Linked DNA regions of Homo sapiens: region 1 is linked to region 2. A link is a contact called in ENCODE Hi-C data. All regions are on one chromosome and are shown on one strand. Each heading gives the region's core, a stretch centred on a gene start or an enhancer-like site at or near the end of the contact. The rest is flanking DNA. Distances are from core to core; before and after follow the strand shown. Region 1 overlaps INPP4B (inositol polyphosphate-4-phosphatase type II B). Region 2 has its middle 16 kb from the start of LINC02432.

Region 1 (7,231 bases), core at 4,427-6,926, 1.4 Mb after region 2:
TCCTCACACGTTGACATAAATTCAGGCACAATCACTTTTAATGACAATGGACCCTTGCTTGAAAATTGAAGTGTTTGTTTTCCCTTTTGACCAGCTAAAGTCTATGGATTCCATAATAAAAACTGGGATTGCAGCTTGTGGTGCTTTTTATTTCACAGGCCTGTGGTGGCTGACTACAAATGAGATAAAGCTGATGAATAAACTTGTTGATCATTGATATTATTTCCCTGATTCTATTTGTTTTTGCTTTTCTCTTTTATAGCTTGCAAGCTCAGTTGTTACAAGAAAAATCAATAAACAAGCTTTAAAGGAAACTTACACCCAGGGAGAATAAAGGCCCTTTTTGCCTTGAAGTTACTCTTTTTCTCTTTTAAGGGAGTAATATCCACTCCACAGCCAGAGTTCACTTTCAAGTCAACAGGAGCCCTATGTGCTCACGAGGACTCTCTGCTGGGAGAACAAGGGCCCCAAATATTTGCAAAAGATATCTGGGTTATCTTCTGGGAATTGAATTGTTCTACAAATCAGACTGGACTGAAAAACAGAAACTAATGTTAATAAGAAATGTTATTATATATAACTAATGTTAACAAGAAAATAAACAATTGTCCACATGTGCAGTGGCTAGGAAATAAATTAGGAAAGTCTACCAAAGGTAGTCTTTTCATGTGAATATAAATGAAACACAACCCTATTAACTGAGGTAGAGATTTTCATCTCTGTCCTCTCCCAGAGCTCAAACCTGAGTAAGAGAGACCAAATCCTTTTGAGCTCTCTGCTCTAGGTAAAAAGATTTTCATCATTGAATCCTAGTATTTAAAGGATTTAGCCTTGGGCCACATGTGTGATTTGCAAATTGGAGCAGTATCATCTAATAGAACCATGAGATGATTAAAATGCTCTATAATGTTGCAATGTCCAGTATGTTAGCCAGTAGTTGCATATAAATATTGAGCACTTGAAATGTTGCTAGTGTAAAGAAATTCCCAATTTTATTTAATTTGAATTTAACTCAAATTCAAATAATCACATGTGCCTAGTGGCTATCCGCTAGCATAGCACTAGAAAGTAGGAGTAGAATTTGTCAAGTTGGAATACCAGCTTTTTAATAGGGGGCATAGAATAACATGGGGATCTCCAACCCCATTTTCATCCAAGAATAGCATATCACAAAGTCAGTGAAATACAATGCTGAATACAAAATGTCTATAACCACCTGGTAAAGCAAAGTGTGTAGAAATAAAGGCATAGGTGAAAGTGGAATGGCAGTACCAGGTAGAGCAGGGTCTGACAGTGTAGCAGAAGAGAGCCCTGGGAAGGAGCTCTGGGAGAAGTTAGGGTTGCAGTTAGCTATGACTGCCTAACAAATTATCCCAACATTTAGTGGCTTCAAATATTGACATTTGTTTTGTTAACCATCTGCATTTTAGGCTGGGACCATGGGGAGATAGCTTTTCTCTGTTTCACTCATTATCACTTGGGCTGTGGCAAGGCCAGGAGCTGAGACCATTTGAAGATTTGTTTATTTACATGGTTGGCAAATGATGCTGGCTGTTGGCAGAGACCTTAGCTGGACTGTCAGCTGGAACACCTTACAAATGGTTACTCCATTAGGCCTGGACTTTCTCACAACATGATAGCCAGATTCTAAGGACAAGTGTCCCAAAAAAGAGAGAGGCAAGCAGCTTCTATGTCAACTTTATGACCTACATTTGGAGATCACATAGCATTACTTCTCCAGTGCTTAACACAGCAGACACAAACCCACTCAGGTTCAAGGGAGGGGAAAATAGTCCTCACCTCTTGATGGGGATGCCAACGAGGTTCTGGAAAAACATTTGAGACTGGAGACATTGCTGTGGCCATTTTTGCAAACTAATCCATTGTCATTAATTAAAATTGTTTAGTTCTCAAATAAAAGAAACCTTAGTCAAACCTGTTTAATAACATACACATACATATTCTACAAAAATTAGCAAGCTATAGGCTTCAAGTATGGCTAGATTCAGTGACCCAAATGATACTATCGCATCTTTCTAATACTTGCTCATTCATTCTGTATCTTGGCTCTTTCTTATCTCTCAATTTTTTTCTTTTAATTTTTAACTGTTGCATTATCTTCCCCAAACGGCAGAACAAAAAATTACTGGCTGCCATAAGTCAACATCCTGACAATTTTGATCCTAAAAGAAGAATCTTTCTCTCTTAAATAGCATTTCTCATGTTATGGCTATGAATAATTCTGCTCAGGGCACGTGCCCAATCCTTGCAGAATCACTGGATCCTGAAAGGTAAAGTTTCCTAACAGGCCAGGTAGAGGTCCCAAGTCTACATTAGCAGCAAGTATTTAAATCTCATTGTATTAAAGTTTTTTCATATGTAGGATGGATTTCTGGCATATTCATTGTGAAACGACCTCAATTACCCTGCCTCTTCTATCCAACCAATTGTAATGGTCAGTAGCATGCAGTAATTTGTGTCAGTTCTGAACCTTGGGCCTCAAGAGCTCTTTCACATTTCTGCCTTCTCCTTCTTAGAACCCTGCTACCAACATGAGGATAAGGTATTAAGTGATAGGTTAACATAAGTAAAACCTCTAATTCAGTTTCTTACACATAAGAGCAGGATAAATGGTTACTATGATCAATCTTATTATTTCTATTTTCTAGTTTTGTCTTCATAATAACCCTAGGTATGACCATGGCAAGTATTACTGTCCTTTTTATTGATGAGGAAATGAATATACCAAGTGGTTAAAATGTATAGATTACCAAATGTAAAAGTACTGATAGAGTGGGCAGGTAGACCTTGAAATACATGCTAATGAGATTAGTGGCTGCATGAAGGACAGTAAATTTTGAGACTAAATTTTATGAGGATGAATTTTGAAACTGACTTGATGGAATTCATAGTGGCTAATATACATTAACTACTTACTATGTACCAGTAACTATTCTAAGTTTCTATTAATATCCTCACTTAAGTAACTAAATTATGTAAGAATCTTTCTTTCCCAGTTTTGCAGAAGAAGGCAATATTAGACACAGAGCTTAAATAGCTTGCTTCAGCCAGGAAGCAATAAGCTAAGAAGTTACCAGTCTGGGATTCGAACCCAAACTATCTGGCTACCAAAATGTCCATCAATGGTAGACTGGATTAAGAAAATGTGGCACATATACAACATGGAATACTATGCAGCCATAAAAAAGGATTAGTTCTTGTCCTTTGCAGGGACATGGATGAAGCTGGAAACCATCATTCTGAGCAAACTATCACAAGGACAGAAAACCAAACACCACATGTTGTCACTCATAGGTGGGAAATGAGCAATGAGAACACTTGGACACAGGGCGGGGAACATCACATACCGGGGCCTGTCGTGGGGTGGGGAATTGGGGGAGGGATAGCATTAGGAGAAATACCTAATGTAAATAACGAGTTAATGGGTGCAGCACACCAACATGGCACATGTATACATATGTAACAAACCTGCACATTGTGCACATGTACCTTAGAACTTAACATATAATAATAAGAAAAAAGAAAGCAAAAAAAAAAAAAAAAAAGAATTGCCCCTTGTACACTCTTCTGTCTCTGAAACGAAGAACAAGATGTTAGGAAAGGGGAGAAAAAAGTTAAATTCTAGGTAGAAAGAATGGTAAATGCAAAGCCAGCAGGGTAGAAATAAGTAAGTCGTATGCATATGAGATCAACCAGGCTGTATAGCTACAAGGCAACATCTGGGTGAGGAATCGACTGGAAATGAGGTTGAGAAAATTTAGAATGCAGCAGCAGAAAAGCAGTCTTTGAATGTCAGATTGAGGTGTTTGAATTTATGAAATAGCCCAAAGGAAACCCCATTCTCTCTGTTTTAACTTAATCCACTTAAATGTACAAGCAAATGAACATGTTGAGAAGAAATGCACTGATACATATAGAAATGGAAGTTAGCTTTTTAAGTGTAGTTAAAACAGTTTGTTTAAAACTGGCGGGCTCTCTATTCAAAATACCTCATGAGCAGTTGTCATTTAACTATAAATTACGAAGAAAGTGGCAGACTGAAGACAGATGCCCCAATCGGATCTTATTCCTTGCCCCTTCTAGAGAGTTAAGTATGGGAAGCATAGGCTGGACTATTCTAGATCAAGCAAACTTGTGCGTCCGCATCAGGCTCAATGATAAGAGTGTCTTAACTGAACATTAAGCTAGCGCTGTGCCTTCTGTTCATGAATAGCACTTTCTCATGGCATAGGTAGTCAGGGCCACGAGCAAGTGCTATTCATGAATGAAAGGTACAGCATTAGCTTGATGTTCATATTGATGTTCATATGCCAAGTAACTGTAGCATGATTTCAAATGTCTGCCTCATCACCTGTAAACATAATTAAAGAATAACAATCAAAGTCTTGGGGAAAATCCTGTTAAGTCCTTTTTACTGGTAGTTCTAAAATAGAGATGCAAAACTCAGTAAGATTTAAGAAACTCAGTGTTAATCTTATGAAGTTAAACCAATAATCCTCAAATATAACAACTTCAGTATGAAAGTACATATTCCCTGAGCCTATGAACTAGCTCAGTTAGCCCCACCTCACTATACCAACTAAAAAAATCTTAAACATGATAAAGATGTAACATTTACATTAATATTTTCCTTGGTACAATGTGCTTCAGGAAAGCAAATGTTTTTATAATTATCTTTACATCTTGAATGGATTTAAAGCAGATTTTTTTCCAAGGGAGAGAAATGGGAACAACTCTTCCTTTCTCTTTATCACTTACAAACCTGCTTCACACTTGGTTGACTCACACCCAATCACCTATGACTGATTTCTAAATCATGCTTAAGATCCAACAAATTAGATTGAATCCTCCTGCTAATGTAAACCTAACCTTATAAAAAATTAATGGCATTATTTAAAATAACATTATTAGTATCTATTGAACATTGGCCAATACTACAATTTTCTTATTTTTTATTTTTTGAGACAGGGTCTTACTTTGCCACCCAGGCTGGAGTGTAGTGGTGTGACCACGGCTCCCTGCTGCCTCAACCTCTCGGGGGTTAGGTGATCCTCCCACCTCAGCCTCCTGAGTAGCTAGGACTACAGGTGCCCGTCACATGCCCAGCTAATTTTTGTATTTTTAGTAAAAATGGGGTTTCGCGATGTTGCCCAGGCTGGTCTCAAATTCCTGGCCTCAAGTGATCTGCACGCCTCGGCCTCCCAAAGTGCTGGGATTACAGGCATGACCCATTGAACCCAGCCTATAATTTTCTTATTAATTTCTGAAAAAAATGAGATACTTTTACTAATTCTTAAAAACTAAAAAATTATATGTACTATAATCCATGGAAAATATCATTTTTTCTTATTTCTAGATGATGTTGTCAACTCATGAGCAAACATTCATAATACTCTATGGCATCTATCCAAAAGTTGAGTACCTTGTAACAACTGAACAGAGATCCATGAAAGTTTAGAAATTATTAAGGAAAAAAATTAAAGATAGAATTTACTAAGTAAAAAGGGCACAGATGTGGATGCCGAAAAATTAATACTACACAATCTTCTGATGGGCTATAGCACCAAATGCTGTTACAAAAACAGAATGAAACAAAACCAAAGCACAAATACCCATCCAATGATGGCATAAATGAATCATAAAGTATCAAAGCAGAAGTTTAGAGCTCTGGCATCAGGTACAATTCCTGACAAATTACTCAAGTTCACCCATAATTCGTCATTGTCATCTCAATGATACAGAGAATACTGGAAGTAAAAATAACTTGTTACATGTGAACAGAAACTGGTTTAGAAAATAATTCAAAAATATTTTATGCCTGCACTCCTACTCTTTGTACGGCAAAAAAAATAGTTCTTAAACTTTCAAATTAAGTACCTACTATTCTCAGGTAAGATGTTCTAATGAAGTATCATTTTTTATTGTTAGCAAATTAAGGTCACAGGACCCCTAGGAGGTTGCTGCTGACATCTAGTGGCATACTTTTTAAAACATCAAATTCATTAAAAATATAGAGAGCTATCCCTCATTACCCAGTGGGGTATGGTTCCAGGTTTCCTCTTTCCCAATGTACCAGAATATGCGGATGTTCAAGTCCCTTATATAAAACGGCATAGTCTTTGCACATAACCTATGCACATCCTCCCAGACACTTTATATCATCTCTAGATTATAATACCTACTACAGTGTAAACGCTATATAAATAGTTGTTTTACTGCATTGTCTTTTAATTTGTATTATTTTTTATTGTCTGTTTTTTTTTCCAAATATTTTTGATTCCCAGTTGGTTGAATCTATGGATGTGGAACCCATTAATATGAACAGCCAACTGTATATGTGTATATATATACATATATATATATATATACATATATATATAATCTCTCTCTCTCTCTCTCTCTCTCTCTCTCTCTCTCTCTCTCTCTCTCTATATATATATATATATATAGTTTTCTTATTTTTTATTTTTTGAGACAGGGTCTTACTTTGTCACCCAGGCTGGAGTGCATCTCGTGTGTGTGTGTGTGTGTGTGTGTGTGTGTGTGTATGATTTTCAGCATCATATATATAGAGAGAGAGAAAGAGAAGAACAAACATACATTTATGTTCAAGCGTGTACTTGCAAAATCTAGTGGACATGTTACCAATTATTTGTAGCCCAGATCACTTTGTCTTCAATGATGTGATTCTCCTTCCAAAGTAATCTTAGTGCTGCAAAACCAGAAATAAAAATGAGCAGATCTGCTAAAGCCTTAAAGGAACCAATTCCCTCAAAGACTTTAGTCTTTTACTGGGAATTGCCAATTCTCTGAGAGCCCCAATTCCCAAAGGCTTCTCCCCAAACCCAATAGGCCTAATTTCTTTTCAGCTTTCCAAATAACCATGACCCTACTCCATTTCCATACCTGGCATTTAAGTACTTTTAGGATCTTAGCCTAGAGAGACTCCACTATAGAGCAGAGTATATGCTCTTGCACAAAAATGCTTTTGTTGGGTAGGGCAGGTTAGATTTTTCTGCAATGATGTATGGAGTGGCACAAAGCCAGTAAGTGATAAAATTAAGCTGTCTCCCTTTGGTGAAGAGAATGTGTTCCTACAGTGGTGTTATAAATTAGTTGATTGGAATTTAGATTTTATTCTTATTAAAACGATGTCATAAGGCCGGGCGCTGTGGCTCACGCCTGTAATCCCAGCACTTTGGGAGGCCGA
Region 2 (6,880 bases), core at 1,642-4,141:
AAGGCATAAGGAAAAATTAATATTCACAGAAGTAGTTGAAGTATACATGCCTTAAAAAATCTGTCATATGGTTTGCAATTGTTTCTTGTATTTATTTTTAAACTTTGCATTAAAGAAGCTGACATTCCTGTGGCCTTGGAACTAGACCCCAGCTTTCCAGGAAAAGTAATTTTTTATGGCAATTAGATGGCTTAGACCAAAGCTTTTAACAACTCAGAGTCTGTCGAACAAGAAGATATTATCTCAATTCCTTTGTTAGAAAAGAAGATTTAAATTTCATTATTACTTCTTATCCATTTGGGAAAATAATGCTTCTGGTAAAAATGCCATTATTGTGTATGTTAACATTTAAGATTTGCACATATAATTCTGTCATAACTCCTCTAAGCCTGATCAAGCCAAAAGATGAGTATTGGGAATTACTATTTAAAGAGGAATCAGTCAGAAAAATGCCTGAGTTACATTTATTCAGATTTTAATCAATTAATTGTTCATTTAATAACTTGCTTATTTATTTTTATTTACTAGGTACCTATATTATACGTAACACTATGGACAAATATAATAAAAATCAAAATGTGACACTACTAGAAATAGCTTACTCTAAGTCAATTTCCTTCCAATAATTTTAGGGCAAATAGATGAATTCTGATATTTTTTGTTAAAATAACTCTTCATTTAAAACTGTTGGTGATTCTAGCCTTCTCTTGAATCTTGTTAGAAAAGGCATATGATTGTGGCTTTGAATTTAATTTTACAAAGTGAGGTTTTCCAGCTTCATAATAAACTACAGACCTCATTTCCAAGGGAATCAGTCATAAAGGATGGAGAGTAAATATTAATGTTCCAGTTCCTAAAATGTCCTTTAGATGTCTCTGTTTCATATCTCATGTGGACCAATACAGCAGGCCACTGGGAAAGACATTGCCTGAAGCTGGCTTCCTGACAAGTTGAATTTGTCCTCAAAGGACAAACGAAGCTCTTTGAAAATAGAATTTGACAAAGTTAATGAAAGAAAAATGTAGATGATGGCATGCAAATATATCATTACTACTTCATAATATTTTTATAACCCAAAAAATCATCTATAAAGGGGAGATGTCCTTTTCTACTTAGCTTGCAGACAATTCTGTTGCATAATATAAATTTAACACTATTTGGTTTTGTAGTGCAATCTGTGTTTTTATTAAAGCATATTCATTCAAGCTGGTCTTGAAAGAATCTTGAATGAACAGTAGAATGAAAGCTAAGATGTGATATTGATAAAAGGGGACTTAAGTAAACATCTAAATAATGTGCATTGATAAACCTTAGCCTTTCTCCCTCTTAACATACAGAAAGTGAGTAGGTGTGGCTTAGGTCCAATGGGCAGTATATTAGGGGATTTCTCTATGGAGTAGTTGATTGGCTAAAGGGAAAAGATCTACATACTCTGAGATTTCTGGGTTTTAATCACCCTACAATGAGGCCCACCAATTCAAATGTTCTGCCACCCAGACAGAGCTACTGATTGGTTATAAATTTGAATAGGTAGACAGGGACCACTAGACATGTGAAGAAAGCATCTCATTTGAAAGTCAGAGCCAAGAGCAAGATGAAAGGAACTCAGAGGAAGTAAAGACAGTGTAGGAACAGAAGAAAAAAATGATAAGATAAATATCCTAGGGAATGCGGGAAATATATTTTACTTCTGAAGCAATAACAGGGAGCTATAAAAATAAAAGAATAAGAAATTCATAAGAAAAATATTTTCAGCAGAAGTAAAAAAATTTAATAGAAATACAAAAGATAAAGTGAAGACTCTTCCAGAAAATTAGAACAAAAAGAGAAAGACATAGCAGATAAGAAAGAAAATATTTTAAAAAAATCAGTCGACCAAATCAGGGTCAAAATGTTTAACTATTATGTTTTCAAGAAAGAGAATAAAAATCAGAGAGAGAGGGGAAAAAATCTTCAAGAAATAATGTAGGAAAACTTGTGAGTATTGAAAGCTTTGAATTTCTAGGTTGACAGCCATCTGAGTGCCCAAAAATGAATGATAGAAAATCTGCATCAACACATAACAACATGAAATTTCAGAACCGTGAGGATAAAAAGACAACCCTAAAAGTAGCCAGGTAGAAATAACAGGTCACATTCAAAAGATGGTACTCAAACAATGGAGAAGTCCCTTCAAACTTGTAAGGAGAAATGAATTACAACCCAGAATTACAAGCTCAGCCAAGCTATCAATCAACTGTGAATGTAGAATGATATTTTCCAATATGTGGGATCTCAAAAAATGTGCATTCTGTTCATATTTCTCAGAACACTATTATGTACTTCATCAGAAAGAGGACCAACAAAAAGAGGAAGCCTCTGCATCCAAGTAAAAGATGCTACATGACAGGAGAGGGATAAAGGGACTATCTAAACGATGGTGCAGGGAAGTCCCAGGATGACAATTGTGTAATGAATCTGAGAACAGTCAGTTCAGGTCAGAAAAATTAGCCCAGAGAACTTCAAGTAGTATGTTTCCAAACTAAACAGAACTGATACTACCCAGTGCTGCACATTTGATCGCTGAAAATTATACTTCCAACAAATCAAAGATAATCAAAATACTATTTTTGTCTTGCATCGTCCCTTTATAATTTTTCAGTGGTGGGATTTTTTTTTTACTATTTTTCTTATGAATAAATTTTCTAGAAGTCTACATAGCCAATGAGCTCACTCCTAGAAGCTATAGAGCCCTGGAGGCAGAAACAGACTAGCTGTTTACCAAGCCTGTTTCTTTTTCTTCTGTTGCACAAACATAGTGTTTCCCAGCTTCTCTTGCAGTTTTGCATGACCACGTAACTGAGTTCTGGACAATGCACATGTAAGAGGAAATGACATGGCACTTCAGGGCCATGGCTCATAACAAATCTTGATACAAGAGGCTTCTTGTTTTTTCTCCTATCAGATTCATGCAGAAATGAACCTAGTGGCTCCAAAAGCTGTATGTTAATGATGGTGGAACCCTAAGGTGGAAAGAGACTGGGTTTCTAAGTCACTGCTTGGCGCTTGCAGCATAGTCAACTGTGAATCAAGAACAGGCATGTCAGGTGGTAAAAAAGTATACTTCTATTGTCCTGCCATCACAGCACATCTAGCAAAACTGTCCTCTGGAGACCTGGAAGGCAAACCATGTTTCTAGTCAGCCTATGGCTTGGGAAAGGGTTTGGAAAGTCAGTCATGGGCTTTACCTTGTGTTTCCAGCAAAGTCTTACTAAAAAGGGATGAGCTTAAGAAAGACTTGGCTATTTTGAAAGCAGAAATGAAAGTGAAAAGAGAAAGACTGAAAATTTGGGCCCTTGAATTTGAGGCTTCAATCTTAGATATACTCTCAATATGTCAAATAGACTATCCAATTCCAGACCATAAATAAAACTGCATTTGGTTTAATATCCCATCTCAATGGCTCACCTGAAGTGGACCAGCTGCTTCCCGTGGAAGAGGGGCAGGTAATTTTTCTATCCTCTTGCCCACTTATATGCTACTTATAAGTTGTCATTGCTGTTGCCATGGGAATGGAGTCAGAGACTAGAAAGGCAAAGGATGCAGGGAAGTTTATGCTAGCTCTGATACTGTAAGATGGGCAGATGTCTGCAGGTGATTTTCCCTCTTTGGGTTGCTTTGGTGGCTCTGCAGGGTCACCCCCTGTGGGGCTCATCTGGCTGCAACAACTGCAGCTCTCTAGCCCAGTGCTCAGCCCCTGGGTTTAGGGAACCACTATCCACTCTCTATTTTGGTTAGAGGCTCATTACACTTCCAGAAAGTCCTTCTTGGACAGAGCTAAAGGTGGCCCCCAGCTAGCTCTCTCCTGAGGTCCTCATCTCCTCCACCAGAAATACTTTACTGCCCAAAGAGCTCACCAGTTGCCCCTCCTGCTCCAGTAAGCCTGTCAGATGCCAGTCTTACCCTCTCTCAAGCTCCAGGAGACTTATCTCAAACTCTCCAAATTGGCCAAGTGAAGCCCTTTTTGCAAAAGATAGCACTCCATTGCTCCCCTTGGAGAAGGTGAAACTCAGTCTAGCAACACATGTAAACACACACCCCTCTTAACAAATTGTTCTCATCTCCAATATTTGGACCCTTTTGTATTCTTCAGTGGGTTTGGAACTGCCCAACTGGTTCTCTGATAGCTCCTTTGAAAATCTACATTTTGGTTTGACAATTCTCTTTGGAATTTCATATATTATATATTGTGGTGAAAGCTGAAAATTCCAATTTAATGTTAATGAGGAAAAACTCACTGTTTCCTCTACTCTCAACACTTCACTTCTGACACCAAATGTGTGGGATATATTTTTCCCACAGCAATCAGTTCTCTCTGGATGCCACTTATGTGTCCTACAATTCAGTTACGGTACTATCTACCTTGCAGTTAGTGCAGACCCCATAGGTTGAAGGCTCAGTCCCACAAGACTGGGCCCCCACCCCAACCCCTCCACTTCAGATGCCAGTGGCATGGCTTGGATATCCACATTACCCATAACATTTGTCCAACTTGGCTACAAATGGAAGGTTTACACGACTTTCTCCTGAGGTTTGATATTTTGCCCTGATGGCTCACAAAACTCAGGGAAACACTCACTTATGTTCACTGCTTTATAACAAAGGATATGATGAAAGATGCAGATGAACAGCCAGGTGAAGGCGAGGTCCTGAGCACAGGAGCCTCTGTCCCCATGATGCCAGGGTGTGCCACCCTCCTGTCCTGTGGATGTATTTACCAACCTGGAAGCTCTCCAAGCCCTGCCTTCTAGGGATTTTTTATAGAGGTTTCATCATGTAGGCATGACCAATTATTAACCCAGTCTCCAGCTCACAGTTTGAATTATGGCTTGGTGTTTCTGGAAAACAGCCCTCATGTTGACGTTATCCAGCAGTCCGCCAAGTGTTGCCTTATTAGAATAAAGGCACTCTTATTACCCAGGAAATTCCAAGGGATTTAGGAGATCTGTGGCAGGAACAGGAGGCAGAAACCAAATGTATATTTTTTATTATGTCACAACATCCTGTTACACTGTATCAGAAAAAGTATTATACCTCTCTTGGAAGACTGAGGGAGATAATTAGTAATAGGCACAAAGAAATCAATTATATAATAAGACTATTGAAAATTAAGCAATTTAAAATTCCACATAAACTGAAAAGTTGTATAAGAAAGGAAATTGCCTTCTTTCCCTTGCACCCCCTGCTGTACTACTACAAGCTACTCCTTGACTCATCATTCAGGGAATGTGAGTAAAGGGGATGGGCCTCCTTACCCCTAAATATTCTTAGCAAATTAATGTGGAGGTGACAGACTCAAAAGGTGGCTTTTCTCCTACCAGGTTGCCCATCCCAAAATAATAAAAGTAGCTAAATAAAATGCATTTCTTTTTGTAATTTGGTGTCATTGTCCTTAAAAAAGTGAGGCATGGTTACTGAACTCTTTGCCCATCCCATTTCTAAAATTGAAAACCTCAATTTCAATCCTGAATCTGTTCTCTGGCTCATTCTTCCTGACATCTACTTATTATACAAATATAGTCAATCTTTGGCTGGTTCCATGACTGACATCTTAGAACATCAAAATTAGGAATGGTATGGCCAAATTGTCATCTTAGTCCTGAAATATGTTATAAACCAAACGTTGGAAGAGAATGAGCACATTCATAAATAAGAATGGCTAGGTCTATAAAAGTTCCCCACCTTTTTTCATCTGCAGAAAATATTTATTTTGCAGGTTAGGGTTTTCCATCCGTCAGAAAAAAAGAATGGCCATTACTGTTCTTTTCACTTCACACAGGCAGACTCATTTGCTCTACTTTCTGTGACTATCACTGTTTTGTTTGTTTGTTTGTTTTGTTTTGTTTTGAGACAGAGTCTCACTCTGTTGCCCAGGCTGGAGTTCAATGGCACAATCTCGGCTCACTGCAACCTTCGCCTCCTGGGTTCAAGCAATTCTCCTCAGCCTCCCAAGTAGCTGGGAATAGGCGTGTGTCACCACGCGCAGGTAATTTTTTTGTATTTTTAGTAGACAGGGTTTCACCATGTTAGCCAGCCTGGTCTCGAACTCCTGACCTCAGGTGATCCACCCGCCTCAGCCTCCCAAAGTGCTGGGATTACAGGCGTGAGCCACCGTGCTCGGCTGACTATCACTGTTAATAGCACATCTTATGCTGCACTGTAATGTTTCTGCACTGTAATGTTTGTTAATGGCATGTTTCTCACTGTAAGATAACTCCTTAAGATTAAGGCTTTTATGCATCTTCATGTTCTCATGTTTAAGAACAGTGCTTGGAACACAGATTCCATACATGTTGAATGAATGAATAAACTATTAAATAAGTTAAAGAGCACTAGAATGAACTAATATATGATTTACATTTGTTGACATTTTGAATCTCGTAATTATTTTTGACTATCTCCTCTACTTGGCTGTGAGTCCAAGAGCATATAAATCTTGCCTCATCTATGCCAGTAGCCTCAGCATTTAGCATTGTGCTTACTGCCTAAAATGTGATAGTTGCTCAGTTAATGTCTTGAAAATGAAGAAATGAATGCATTACATTATGAGATTTGCAAGAATAAGCTCCCTGGGTAGTCTGTGTCTTGTGTTTCATCATGCCATGCTTGTTCTCATCTTTAGGGACTTGAAAATGTGATTGAAATTTAAAGAATATTGGTTTTGAGAGTCAATTCTCAGCTACAACGTTCACCATCTTCTGAAATACCATTTTGTCTTTTTAAGAGAATAATGTTTCTATTTCCTTTCTGTTTTTTCTTTTTTTAATGTAACCCAGATCTTCAATGAAGACCATGTTTTACAAGTACACTTAGGATAAGCCTTTTATAAAACTAGTACTTT

What was found. A loop is a pair of places that touch in the nucleus more often than their neighbours do. Pooled maps may share reads with other maps.
Region 1: a map of endothelial cell of umbilical vein shows a loop between it and region 2 (2.9-fold over the local background). The contact joins two enhancer-like sites. A Hi-C loop is called at or near these places in 1 of 168 maps with a recorded cell type or tissue (endothelial cell of umbilical vein), 1 of 37 single-sample maps with no recorded cell type and 5 of 50 pooled maps.

The regions. Positions count from the first base shown.
Region 1 is chr4:142,714,360-142,721,590 of GRCh38, forward strand. All of the region lies in intron 2 of INPP4B (inositol polyphosphate-4-phosphatase type II B), which reads right to left. Among named protein-coding and RNA genes, the nearest start is that of INPP4B, 130 kb to the right of the region's middle. Within about 2 kb of position 5,677, at least 4 of the 41 ENCODE cell types and tissues checked have a DNase peak (open chromatin) inside an H3K27ac peak, as active enhancers do.
Region 2 is chr4:141,345,477-141,352,356 of GRCh38, forward strand. No RefSeq gene overlaps it. Among named protein-coding and RNA genes, the nearest start is that of LINC02432, 16 kb to the left of the region's middle. Within about 2 kb of position 2,892, at least 4 of the 41 ENCODE cell types and tissues checked have a DNase peak (open chromatin) inside an H3K27ac peak, as active enhancers do.